2 separate regions of the Homo sapiens genome follow, and region 2 is linked to region 1. Evidence: read pairs that join two places in POLR2A ChIA-PET (ENCODE). Cell type or tissue: GM12878. All regions are shown on one strand. Each heading gives the region's core, and the rest is flanking DNA. Links, peaks and the distances in the headings are about the cores only.

What was found. Peaks named below come from ENCODE experiments on the same cell type or tissue, not always from the same donor. Only the 100,000 strongest peaks of a DNase experiment are listed, where the experiment ranks them.
Region 2: POLR2A ChIA-PET joins it to region 1 with 9 read pairs; 7 of 35 experiments call an interaction of 5 or more read pairs at or near these places.

Annotation. Positions count from the first base shown.
Region 1 is chr16:25,026,266-25,035,329 of GRCh38, forward strand. It overlaps the pseudogene LCMT1P1. Among named protein-coding and RNA genes, the nearest start is that of ARHGAP17, 15 kb to the left of the region's middle. RefSeq lists an enhancer at 5,202-5,381. In GM12878, for the core only: no CTCF peak of the experiment used is centred there; a DNase peak (open chromatin) is centred at 5,346; H3K4me3 peaks cover 3,135 bases; H3K27ac peaks cover 2,918 bases.
Region 2 is chr16:25,130,925-25,134,924 of GRCh38, forward strand. LCMT1 (leucine carboxyl methyltransferase 1) reads left to right here. Exons shown (of 11, transcript NM_016309.3): 3 at 1,478-1,599. Among named protein-coding and RNA genes, the nearest start is that of LCMT1-AS2, 16 kb to the right of the region's middle. In GM12878, for the core only: no CTCF peak of the experiment used is centred there; no DNase peak of the experiment used is centred there.

The sequences.
Region 1 (9,064 bases), core at 3,499-7,498:
CATGAACCCGGGAGACAGAGGTTGCAGTGAGCTGAGATAGCCCCACTGCACTCCAGCCTGGGCAACAGAGCAAGACTCTGTCTCAAAAAAAAAGAAAAAAGAAGCATCATGCCTGTAATCCCAGCATTTTGGGGAGGAGGATTGCTTGAGCCCAGGAGTTGGAGACCAGCCTGGGCAGCATAGGGAAACCCTGTCTCTACAAAAAAATTAGCCAGGCACGGTGGCTCATGCCTTTAATCCCGGTACTTTGGGAAGCCAAGGTGGGTGGATCACTTGAGTTCAGGAGTTCAAGACAAGCCTGGCCAATGTGGTGAAACCCCATCTCTACTAAAAATACAAAAAATTAGCCGGGCGTAGTGGTGCACACCTATAATTTCAGATACTTGGGAGGCTGAGGCAGGAGAATAGCTTGAGTCCAGGAGGCGGAGGTTGCAGTGAGCCAAGATTATGCCACTGCACTCCACCCAGCCTGGGCGACAGAGCAAGACTCTAACTCAAAAACAAAAAAATTTTTTTTAATCAGCTAGACATGTTGGCACATGCATGTAGTCTCAGCTAGGCACACTCATGTGGGTGTGTCCAGAGGCTGAAGTGGGAGGATTTCCTAAGCCCAGGAGGTAGAGGCTGCAGAGTGAGACCCTGTTCAAATAATAATAATAATAGAAAAGTAAAAGAAACTCAATATCTTCCATTATAGCCTTCTTATAACCCAAGGAAGAGGCCTCAGAACCATGACTGATCTCTCTCTTTCTCTCTCCCCTGTATTTTTGAGACAGAGTCTCACTTTGTCACCTGGGCTGGAGTGCAGTGGCGCAACTTGGGCTCACTGCAACCTCCACCTCCCAGGTTCAAGCAATTTTCATGCCTCAGCCTCCTGAGTAGCTGGGATTACAGGTGTGCACCACCACAGCTGGCTAATTTTTTGTATTTTTAGTAGAGACGGAGTTTCACCATGTTAGCCAGGCTGGTCTCGAACTCCTGACTTCAGGTGAACTGCCTTCCTCGGCCTAACAAAGTGCTGTGTCTCTCTCTCTCTTTCACACCCCCTTCATATCCAATGAACCAATGAATATATCACATTTTGTTCCTCTTTTCCCTGTCCCCATGTCTGTGGTCCATTCCTTCCTGTCCTTATATGGACTGGGGCAATTGACTCCTTACTGACCTTGCTGGTTCCACTCCTGGCCTCCCTTGAATCCATTCCCCACACCGCCATGAGGGTGGACTTTCTGGCATGAAAATCTGATAACGTTGCTTACCTACTTTAAATTATTTCAGGAGTTTCCACTGCCTGGAGTCCAAACTTTAACAGGGTATTTGAGGACTTGCCTTTAGAGCCTTGCTTTCTACTCATAGACCACCCTCCAGCCACGTGTCACTTCTTGCAAACCCCAAACAGACTATTACCCAAATAACTTTAAACCCATAAGCCTAATCATAGCAGGGTGATGCCTTCAACAAAGTTTGCACTAGAAACATTTTACTTTTATTTTATTTATTTATTTATTTTGAGACAGAGGCTCCCTCTGTCACCCAGGCTGGAGTGGAGTGGGGCACGATCTCAGCTCACTGCAGCCTCCACCTCCTGGGTTTAGCACCTAACCACGAGAAAGAGGACCACAGGGCGAGGTAGTCTTCAAAAACATGAGCTTTACAGATGTCCCCCAGGCTGGCCAATACAGGCAATTGAGGGACCTGTGTGGCACTGGCATAGGAATTGTGGGTCCCCGCTGAGGTGTGACTAATCGATGACTGTGGTGACAGGGAAACAGGAGTGGAGGTGTGAAGGGATGATGTGCATTTTCCACTTTGTAACTTAAATAAGAGTTCTTCCAGGAGCACGTATGCCTCTCGAGCCTGCTGCTTGGGGATATCAGAGAAGTGGAAGGTTCTATTAATGCCTTCTCCAAGAGCCCATGAGGCACTGTGGATTCTGAGATGTGAAATAAGTACCCTGATCACTACCAGTAATGTGTAGGACTTCCAAGAGTATATGGAGTGCCACAGTGAGACCTTATATTGTGGCCTTTGTATACGTAGATGTAGAGATATCTTTTTTTTTTTTTTTAATTGAGAGAGAGTCTCACTCTGTCGCCCAGGCTGGAGTGCAGTGATACAATCTCAGCTCACTGCAACCTCCACCTCCTGGGTTCAAGTGATTCTCATGCCTCAGCCTCCCAGGTAGCCAGCTAATTTTTGTATTCTTAGTAGAGACTGCCATGTTGGCCAGGCTAGTCTCGAACTCCTGACTTCAAGTGATCCTCCTGCCTTGGCCTCACGAAGTGCTGAGATTATAGGCATAAGCCACCACACCCGACCATTTTAAAAACATGAGTTATCTATTACCTCGGTTTATATTTTCAGTATTTATGAGGCAAGAGATTCCCAGAGTTCTTTATGAGCACAAAGGGAACAATTCTTAGACAATGGCCCAAGAGTTTGCTATAAATATGGAGATGGAGTCATTTGTTGGCTAGGGCATTGCTGTGGTCTGAATGTTTCTGTCTCCCTGAAACTCAAATGCTGAAATTTTAACTCCCAGTGTATTAGGATGTGGGGCTCTTGTGAAGCGATCAGGCCACGAGGGCAGAGTTATCATGAATGTGATTAGTGTCCTTATAAGAGAGACCTGAGAGAGACACCTCGCTCCTTTGACCAAGTGAGGATACAGCAAGACAGCATCATCTATGAGTCAGAAAGCAGGCCCTCACCAGACACAGAATCTGCCTTGACCTTGGACTTGCCAGCCTCCAGAACCATGATAAATAAATTTCCGTGGTTTATTTTTATGTATGTATATATGTATTTATTTTTTGAGACAGGGTCTCTCTCTGTCACCCAGGCTAGAGTGCAGTGGTGCAATCATAGTTCACTGTAGTCTTGAACTCCTAGACTCAAGTGATCCTCCCCATCTCAGCCCAGTCCCAAGGCTGGGACTACAGGTACACTCCACCATACCCAGCTAGTTTTTAAATTTTTTTGTAGAGATGGGGTTTCGCCACATTGCCCAGACTGGTCTTGAATTCCTGAGCTAAAGTGATCTTCCCACCTTAGTCTCCCAAAGTGCTGGGATTATAGGTATTAGCCACTGTGCCCAGCCATTCTTTTGTTTATAAGTCACTTAGTTTATGATATTTTGTTATAGCAGCCAAAATGGACTAAGATAGCCATTCAGTGCTTACTGCCTGAAGTGTAGCCACTTGGGCTGACAGTGTACCATGTTTCAATTTAGTGGGATTCCAGGTGGTTCTTCTTCTTCTTTTTCTTCTTCCTCTTCCTCTTCTTCTTCTTCTTCTTCTTTTTTGAGATGGAGTTTTGCTCTTGTCACCCAGGCTGGAGTCCAATGGCACGGTCTCGGCTCACTGCAACCTCCACCTACTAGGTTCAAGTGATTCTCCTGCCTCAGTCTCCTGAGTACCTGGGATTACAGGCACCCGCCACCACACCTAGCTGATTTTTGTATTTTTAGTAGAGATGGGGTTTCAGCATGTTGACCAGGCTGGTCTCGAACTCTTGACCTCAGGTGAGCCGTGCACCTTGGCCTCCCAAAGTGCTGGGATTACAGGCATAAGCCACCGTGCCTGGCTGGATTCCAGGTGTTTTAAGGGTATCCCCACCCCTGTCCAAATTCCCTCAAGTTACAGGGTTTTTTTGTCATCAGATCACATGTGACTCTTCTCAGAGGTTATGAGGAAAGGGAGGCCAGCAGCCTGCTCTATGGGTAGCCATCCTCCTCCTCCAGAGAATGCCAGTCAATCTACTAGTGTCGTGGTCCACACCCAGTAAGTTCACTTTGTCTAGAGTCCAACTAACCAAATTTCCCTGAATTACCAGCTGTTTTGAATCAAGGCTCACCCAATAACAAAGGTGTGCCAATACATCTGCCTCCACCTTCTTCTAGTCACCTTCAGTCTCACCGTCCAGACCTGTGGGATTAACATCTTGTGCTACTTACTGTTTGACATTATCCACTAACACCCATGGAATTTAGACACTGCCAAGCTGGGAGACAATGCTTGCGCAGTGGTTTGTATTACCTTTTTGGTAGAGGAATGCTCCAACAAAATGGTGTATTTCAGCCCATTGCTGCTATCCCTGGCAAAACTTCCTAACCTCAGCCATTCCCCACTGTCATTTCTGCCTTGACTGTCAATGAGATCTTGTGTCTCCACTGAATACTAAGCAAGCATTTGCTATCTGATCTCACCCCAAGGTGTATATTCTGGGTTTCTGTTATTTTGCTTTAAAAAAAAAAAACTTATATAGAAAGGCAGTTTCATTGGCTCGTGGTTCTGCAGGCTTTACAGGAAGCATGGTGCTGGCGTCTGCTCAGCTTGTAGGCAGGGAAGCGAGAACATGCATATTTTACTTTCTGTGTCTGAGTTGTTTCACTTAAGATAATGGCCCCCAGTCGCAAGGATGTTGAGTTCTGCATGGCTGGGGAGGCCTCAGGAAACTTAACAGTTATGGTGGAAGGGGAAGCAGGTACATCTTACGTGGCGGCAGAAGAGAGAGAGCTATTTTGCTTTTTTAAATAGGTGTGATTCAAAGTTCTTAAAGTATACCCATTGCCTGTGTCCAACACCTGACAGATAATCAAGTGGAATACAGTAGCATAGTTCTTCTTTTATTTATAAAATATTTTATAACAAAACTAGTAAAAATAGATGCATCTTGAATATGCATCATAATGAAACAGACACACGTGAACTCACTCCCACCTGAGAAACTGAGAATGTGTCTATGTGCTCCTTCCCTGCCTCTCCCTACCCTCTCGTATGCTACCGTCCCACTCCCTAGAGGTCATCAATGTCCTGACTTTTTTTTTTTTCTCATGTCTTGGCTTTTCTGTACAGTATTTTACCGTATATGTATGTTTCTCTAAACAACATTAGTTTTACTTGGTTTGAACTTTACAAAAGTGTCGTTAGACTTCCTTCTTTCACTGAACATCACGTTTCTGAAATTCAGCCCTTGATGCTACCTGAGAGTTCGAGTTCATTGATTTTTACTGCCACGTGGTTTCCCATTCTATTACTTTTCCACACGCTACTTCCTTTACTACATTTCAAAGGCGATTATGTCTCTAAAGCTCTTAGCACAGTCCCTGGCATGGACAGCACTTAACAAAATTTTGTTAAACTGTTGAGTGACAACGAGCCCAGACTGAACGTAACAGCTGACATTTGCTTCTGGCTGGATTCTCTGCCCTTAAAATTCCGTGACGAGTCAGAAGAAACCTGGTGGCCTCTCCAGGCACCTAAGACTACACTTCCCAGAAAGCATCGCGGTACTCCGCCACTGACTTTTAGTTTCCTTTCTCCGTCGGCAAACTTCCGGGTTGGGTGGGCGGGGCCAAAAAACTTATCCAATGAGTACCTTTGTAGGCTGAGAGGAAGGGATAATTGCCCAATGAGCGACTAGGCAGAGGAGCCAATAGGCGGAGAGGCTGCTGGGGCAGCCGGCCTCCGGGGTGTCACTGAGCCGCGCCAGCTGAGCCAGGTGGAGCCCTACTTTCCTCTCCTGCTTTCTGCCTGTGACTAGCGCCGTCCCCTACCGCCCGTCGACCCCACTTCCATGTCTGGCGGACACAGCTCCCCGGAACCTCCACGCCCATGGCCACTAGACAGAGGGAGTCTTCCTTCACCTCCTGCTTTTCCACCTGGAATTGCGACGCGGGCGACGAGGGCGTGGGCTGCACCTGCGAAGATGCTTCCTTGTGCAAGAAGCGCCTGTCGGGCGCGGGATTCGGGGCTGGCATCTGGGACGCGGGCTGAGGTGGGAGGCGGGCCTGCATCTGAAGAATACGCTCGGAGGCTGGCAGGTTGCTGCCCCCGCCTCGCACGACCCTCGCTTCCCACCTGTGAAATGCACAGAACAGGGCTTCATTTATTTAACGAATCGTTTCTGAGCTCCTGCTGTGAGCCAGGCTTGGAGCAAGCCTGGGTACTGTGGATGGGAGCAGGCCCCTGAACCAGGCGGACGGGGTCTTGGCGTTCTCGGAGCTAAACGCTGCTAGAAAGACAAACATGATGCACCTAACTACTGTCTCCGTAGATTATGAGGATGAGAGGTGGAGGTTCTCTCTCTTTTAGGTATGATCCCCGTTGTGCACCTGAAACTCAGGCGATGACTTTCAGTGAAGGAAATGACCTGTCTAGGGCCACATAATACCTGTTTGAAAAGCCAGTACCACACTAAGTCTCCACTATTAAGGGTGTGATGGTGAGGGTGGGGTCGTAGGGAGCACAGGTATGTGTCAGAAAGAGAAAACATGAGGCTTGAGTGTCCTCCATTTATTCACTCATTCATTCTACAAAAATGGAGAGCTTACTTTGTGCCAGGGCCTTATTTGGGCTGGTTGGTGGGGATTCAGTAATGGGAATACACCAAGAACAAGACAGACGTGCTGCCAGACATACTGGAACTCACGGTTTAGTTGGGAAAGACTGACAGGAAATAATTATCCATGAGATACATAATTAAAATTTGGTGTTGTGCACTGAGAAATACCGCGGTGTCATTAGAGTTTGTAATTTAGTGATATTTAAGCTGAGAGCAAAAGGCTTAAAAAACAGGGGTGTAGGCCGGGCGCGGTGGCTCATGCCTGTAGTCCCGGCACTTTAGAAGGCCGAGGTGGGCCGATCACCTGAGGTCAGGAGTTTGGGACCAGCCTGGTCAACATGGTGAAACCTCGTCTCTAATAAAAATACAAAAATCAGCCGAGCATAGTTGTGGGCGCCTGTAATCTCAGCTACTCAGAAGGCTGAGGCAGGAGAATCGCTTGAACCCGGGAGGCGGAGGTTGCGGTGAGCCAAGACCGCGCCATTGCACTCCAGCCTGAGCAACAAGAGCAAAACTCTGTGTCAAAACAACAACAACAACAACAATAATAATAATAGTAATGTGGGAGAGTGTTCAGACAACACAAGAGAGGAGTACGAACTGTTAGAGGATCTCAAAGAATGCCTTCTAGGCGAGAGACGTAGGCTTGCCACGTAGGGATTATAGAGTGGGGAAAACCAAAGTTTTGAATTAAGCCTTGCACTTTCTGTAGGTTCCTGGAGACTAAGTGTTGTCATTCAGAGCATGGATTCTGGAACCAAACTCTGTCAAACTTAGTGCCACTCACTGGCTGTGTAAAATAGGGGAAGTTACAGGCCGGGCATGGTGGCTCACGCCTGTAATCGCAGCACTTTGGGAGGCCGAGGCGGGCGGATCACGAGGTCAGGAGATCGAGACCATTCTGGCTAACACGGTGAAACCCTGTCTCTACTAAAAATACAAAAAAAAAAAAAAAATTTAGCCGGGCGTGGTGGCGGGCGCCTGTAGTCCCAGCTACTCGGGAGGCTGAGGTAGGAAAATGGCTTGAACCCGGGAGGCGGAGCTTGCAGTGAGCCGAGATCGCGCCACTGCACTCCAGCCTGGAAGACAGAGAGAGACTCCGTCACAAAAAAAAAAAAAAAAAAAAAAAAAATAGGGGAAGTTACTAAACCATTCTGTGCCTCAGTTTTCTGATCTGTAAAATGAGGATGATGATACTACGTACTTCATAAGTGGTTGTGAAGATTAAATGATATTTAATGTTAGTATAGCACTACAGCAGTATTTGGCATGTAGTTGTTGGCAGTGGTTGATTAAATAGATAAATACATAAGCATTAAAGGCAGTCCCTGGTGAAATTTGTGACCTTAAATGGATTACGATCAGCTTTATCTCATCTCTAGCTTTCATTTGTTATTTGGCCACACTATAGCACTGTTTATTTTTTATCAATTAATTAATTTATTTTTTGAGACAGGGTTTAGCTCTTTTAGCCAGGCTGGAATGCAGTAGCGTGATCATGACTCACTGCAGCCTCAACCTCCTGGACTCAAGTGATCCTTCAGCGTTAGCCCTCCAAGTAGCTGGGACTACTGGCTCATGCCACCACGCCTGGCTAATTTTTCAATTTTTTTGTTGAGACGGAGCCTCACTTTGTTGCCCAGGTTGGTCTCAAACTCCTGGGCCCAAGCTATCCTCCTGTGTCAGCCTCCCAAAGTGCTGGGACTACAGGCATGAGCTACCGCATCTGGCCTGTACCACTGATTAATTAGAAATAATTTTTTTCCTGGCCACGTGCAGTGGCACATACCTGTAATCCCAGCACTTTGGGAGGCCGAGACAGGTGGATTACTTGAAGCCAGGAGTTTGAGACCAGCCTAGCCAACATGGTAAAATGCTGTCTGTACTAAAAATACAAAAATTAGCCATGCATGGTGGTGCTCGCCTGTGATCCCAGCTATTTGGGAGGCTGAGACTTGAGAATCGCTTGTGCCCTGGAGACGGAGATTGCAGTGAATCGAGATCGTGCCACTGCACTCCAGCCGGGGGGATAGAGTGAGACCCTGTCTCCAAAATATATATATAATAATAATAATGATAATAATTTTTCTCATATTAACTGCTATTTGCTAAGATAATCTGAAGTGACATCAAAATTGTCAGAAATAAAATTCTGTTTAGTAGCACATTAGGGTTAGCATATTTGTTGGTAATATTTTTTGCAAACTTGCTTACATAACAATAGTAAGTTATAAAATAGTTCAAACAGAAAGAAAGGTACAGAGAAATAGAGCATGCCTTTCATTGACTTTCTGTTGGATAGTTTTGATAATTTCAGGTTTTCTCTGTATCAGTTTCTGATGCCCTCTGGATCTACAAACATCTAAACATAATAGGGTAAGGTTTGGTTTGGAGCTGCAGAGAATATAAAGCAGCCCTTCCTAACCTGAGCAGCATAGCCTGGGAGACCTAAGAAAAATTCAGATGTTCAGGGCCTATTGTAGCCCGATGAATCAGAATCTTCTGGGTCAAGTCCAGGATAATAAAGACCACAGGTGTTCACCATCTTGGTGCATTTCATAACAGCTTTTTTTTTTTTTTTTTTTTTGAGACACAGTCTTGCTTTGCCACCCAGGCTGGTGTGCAGTCGTGCAATCTCAGCTCATTGCAACCTCTGCCTCCCGGGTTCAAGCAATTCCTCTGCCTCAGCCTCCCGAGTAGGTGGGATTACAGGCGCCTG
Region 2 (4,000 bases), core at 1-4,000, 100 kb after region 1:
AAAGGTAGTCATTCAGCTCCATTCTGGCTTAGCAGTGTAAAGCCTGAGAGGGAAGAGATGGAGAATTACTTTTTGATGCCTTATTTTAGTGTTAATGACACTATTAGGCTCTGCAGATAATTTCCATCAAGGAAGTCAAAGGCTTTGAGACAGGAGCCTGCCTTATTCTCAGCCAGATTGAGAAATTGACCAAATGACTATAATTCTTGTGTGTGCAGGGAATCTTGGCTCTCAAGTTGGATCCTGTAGGTGGGTTCTATAAGAAATGCCAAGAAATTTTAAAGTGGTGGTTTCTGAAAACAAGGACATGCAATTTTATTTTGCATTCCCTCCCCTGCTTTTGAGGCAGATTTCCTAACAAATGCTGCACAGGCAAAGACCCCCACCCCACGCCCTGGCGGCACCCCTCTCTTCTACCCTGTATTTGAACCTTTAGAATGCAGCCAGATTGGAGAGTGCCTCCCAAATGGTGTATGGTGAGGACATTTTTCCCCCAGTGTCCAATCCATCGCGGATGATATCTCTGTAAAATACAATAGAAATGATCTAGAAAAATAAAATGAAAATGACATACAATGTACAATTCCAAATCATTTATTAGTAGATTGAACAGACTTGAAATTTCTCTGTCAAATTGTAATAAAGTTTCTAAATGCTATCAGATTTTTTTCTTAAAATAGTCACATACTGTTAACAGCCATGCACATACTTTGAGCAGCATAGTTTTAGAGCACAGACAGACCTTGTGATCTTTTCTTCTTTATTTCCATCTCCTTTTCCCCAACCCTCCACCCGAAAACTTAACAGTGGCGCAATCTTGGGCCACTGCAACCTCTGCCTCCTGGGTTCAAGCAATTCTTGTGGTCTATCCTCCCAAGAAGCTGGGATTACAGTTGTGCACCACCATGCCTGGCTAATTTTTGTGTTTTTAGTAGCAAGCCATTTTATTAGGCAGCAATTTGCTGGTCTTCTCTGCGACCCCCATTTTACATAGAGACTAACCCATTCAGGGTGGAGGTGAAGGGAACAGGATAACAAATATAGCTTCCTTTGTGTTAACATTCATCTGCTCAGTTTCCTGACCCATACTATTATTTTTCATATGATCTCACAATTTTCAGGTTTACCCGAGTCCAGAGTGGCTTTCATTATAGCCATGAAAGGCACATTTCCAAGATGGACTTTAGACGTTTCAATGTAAAACACTTATTTTTCATACATAAAACTATAGCTCATTTTTTCAAAGGTAGTTAATTGCTTCATGAAATAGATTATACTTACCTTGGTTCAGATGCCTTTAACCAAAAAAAAAAAATTTGAAAGTTGCTGTTTCTCCCATAGAGTCTGCAGATTAACCTCTGACACTGCAGAAGGGCGCATGCTCTCTGTTTTGCTCTTCTCCTGGGGTGGGCTTCACAGGGATAATTTCTGTCATCACTGGGTGATAGCTTGTTTCTGTGCCTCCCCTCCCCCCTAGGATATTTTGCTCGAGTCCATGGTGTCAGTCAGCTTATAAAGGCATTTCTACGGAAGACAGAATGTCATTGTCAAATTGTCAACCTTGGGGCAGGCATGGATACCACCTTCTGGAGATTAAAGGTATGTTCAAATTCCCCTCCTCCCTCCCCAAGTGTTTAGATTTTTTTCGTTAGATTTTCACCTAATTCGAAATGTAAACATATATTAAAAGTTATGCAGCGAAAGCCTGTCTCCCACCCCTGTCCCATCTGCCTAGATGCCCCTACGACTCTCAGTCCTGTTTTATCTCACCAGGGCCCTGGTGACAGATATTTTAGGTTGTCTCTAATTGTTGTTACAAATGGAGCTATAATAAAAATCCTTATATTTCCCTCAGTATGAGTAGAAATATGTCAGGAGGAGAAATTCTACCAGTAGAATTGCTGGAATGGAGAGCTCATGCATGCATTTGTAACTTTTTTTTTTTTTTTTTGAGCCAGAGTCTTGCCCTGTCACCCAGGCTGGAACGCAATGGCACAATCATGGCTCATTACAGCCTCGAACTGCTGGGCTTAAGCAATTCTCCCACATCAGTCTCCCAAGTAGCTGGGACCACAGGCATGCGCCACCACATCTGGCTAATTTTTTAAGTTTTTGTGTAGAGACAGCGGTCTCACTATGTTGCCCAGGCTGGTCCTGAACTCCTGGCCTCAAGCGATCCTCCTGCCTCAGCCTCTCAAAGTGCTGGGATTATAGGCATTAGCCACTGCGCCCAGCCTATATTTGTAATTTTGACAGTAACTAAGATTTTGTCAGGATAATGGCTTCTTGGGTAAAATTTGGAGATTCATATGGCTGGGTGATGATAATATGTTGCAAAGCCATTTTGTAATCTTTTTCTGATTTGGTCTCTTAACTGCTCTGTTAGAGTATGAATGCAGGTCTAATTACATTCTCAGAGGGAAAGAAAACTGGAGTGTGGTCTTTGGCTCCTGGGCTTAGGTTTTTTTTTTTTTTTTTTTTTTTTTTTTTTGAGACAGTCTTGCTCCTCTGTTGCCCAGGCTGGAGTACAATGCCACAATCTTGGCTCACTGCAGCCTCCACCTCCCGGGTTCAAGCGATTCTCCTGCCTTAGCCTCCTGAATAGCTTGGACTACAGGTGCACACCACCATGTCTGGCTAATTTTTGTATTTTTAGTAGAGACGGGGTTTCACCGTGTTGGCCAGGCTGCTCACAATCTTCTGACCTTGTGATCTGCCTACCTCGGCCTCCCAAAGTGCTGGGATTACAGGCGTGAGCCACCGTGCCTGGCCTCCTGGGCTTAGATTTTAATAGCCAAACCGTTTCCCTACAAAGTCCTCACTAATTGGCCGGGCATGGTGGCTCACACTTGTAATCCCAGCACTTTGGGAGGCTGAGGTGGGCAGATCACTTGAGGTCAGGAGTTAGAGACCAGCCTGGCCAACATGGTGAAACCCTGTCTCTGTTAAAAACAGAAATTAGCTGGGTGTGGTGGTGGGCACCCGTAATCCTAGCTACATGGGAGGCTGAGGCAGGAGAATTGCTTGAACCCAGGAGATTGTGGTTGCAGTGAGTCGAGATCATGCCACCGCACTCCAGCCTGGGCGACGAGTGAGACTTCGTCTCTTAAAAAAAAAAAAAAAAAAAGTCCTCACTAATTGCATTTTTTTTTTGTAGGTTTGTACAGATTTTGCTTGGTTCTTCTGTCAGGTCCGTCATGTGACAGTAATGGGAACGTGCATTTCTCCAGATTTTTTGCGGATGTTGACCAAGACCCACTTATCTGTTTTGTCCCCTAATCAGTTCACCTGATATGAAGGTCTTTGGTCATCAGAGCTCTCAACCCTTCTCTTATTGAAGTGAGAAATCAGTGACTTCAACAGAGTGTGGGTATTTCTTTGCCTCTGCATTCTCTTCTCAAGATATAATCACTAACATCATGAAGTGTTTTTACATATATGACCTCATGAATTAACACGAGAACTCTGTAAGGGTGTTTTACACAGATGAGGGAAATGAGACTGCAAGATTGTCTTCCAGGATCCTGCAGCCAGAGGCTCTGGGGCAGGGATCAAGCATTGTTATCTGCCCATTAAACTCCGGATTTCTTCCTCTTTCCCCTGCACACAGCCTCTGTGGTTTTTCAGGAGGGTGACCTTCCCTTTTCTGTAGATCTGTTGTATCTTTGTTTTTCCGTCATTGTTATTTTTGAGACAGAGTCTTACTCACTCTCTCACCCAGGCTGGAATGCCATGGTGTGATCTTGGCTCACAGCAACCTCCACCTCCCGGGTTGAAGCAATTCTCCTGTCTCAGCCTCCCCAGTAGTTGGGATTACAGGCGTTCACCACCATGCACAGCTAATTTTTGTATTTTTAGTAGAGCTAGCATTTTACTGTGTTGGCCAGGCTGGTCTTGAACTCCTGGCCTCAAGTGGTCCACCTGCCTTAGCCTCCCAAAGTGCTGAGATTATGGGTATGAGCCACTATGCTCGGCTGACCTGTTGTGTTTTTGTAATGAG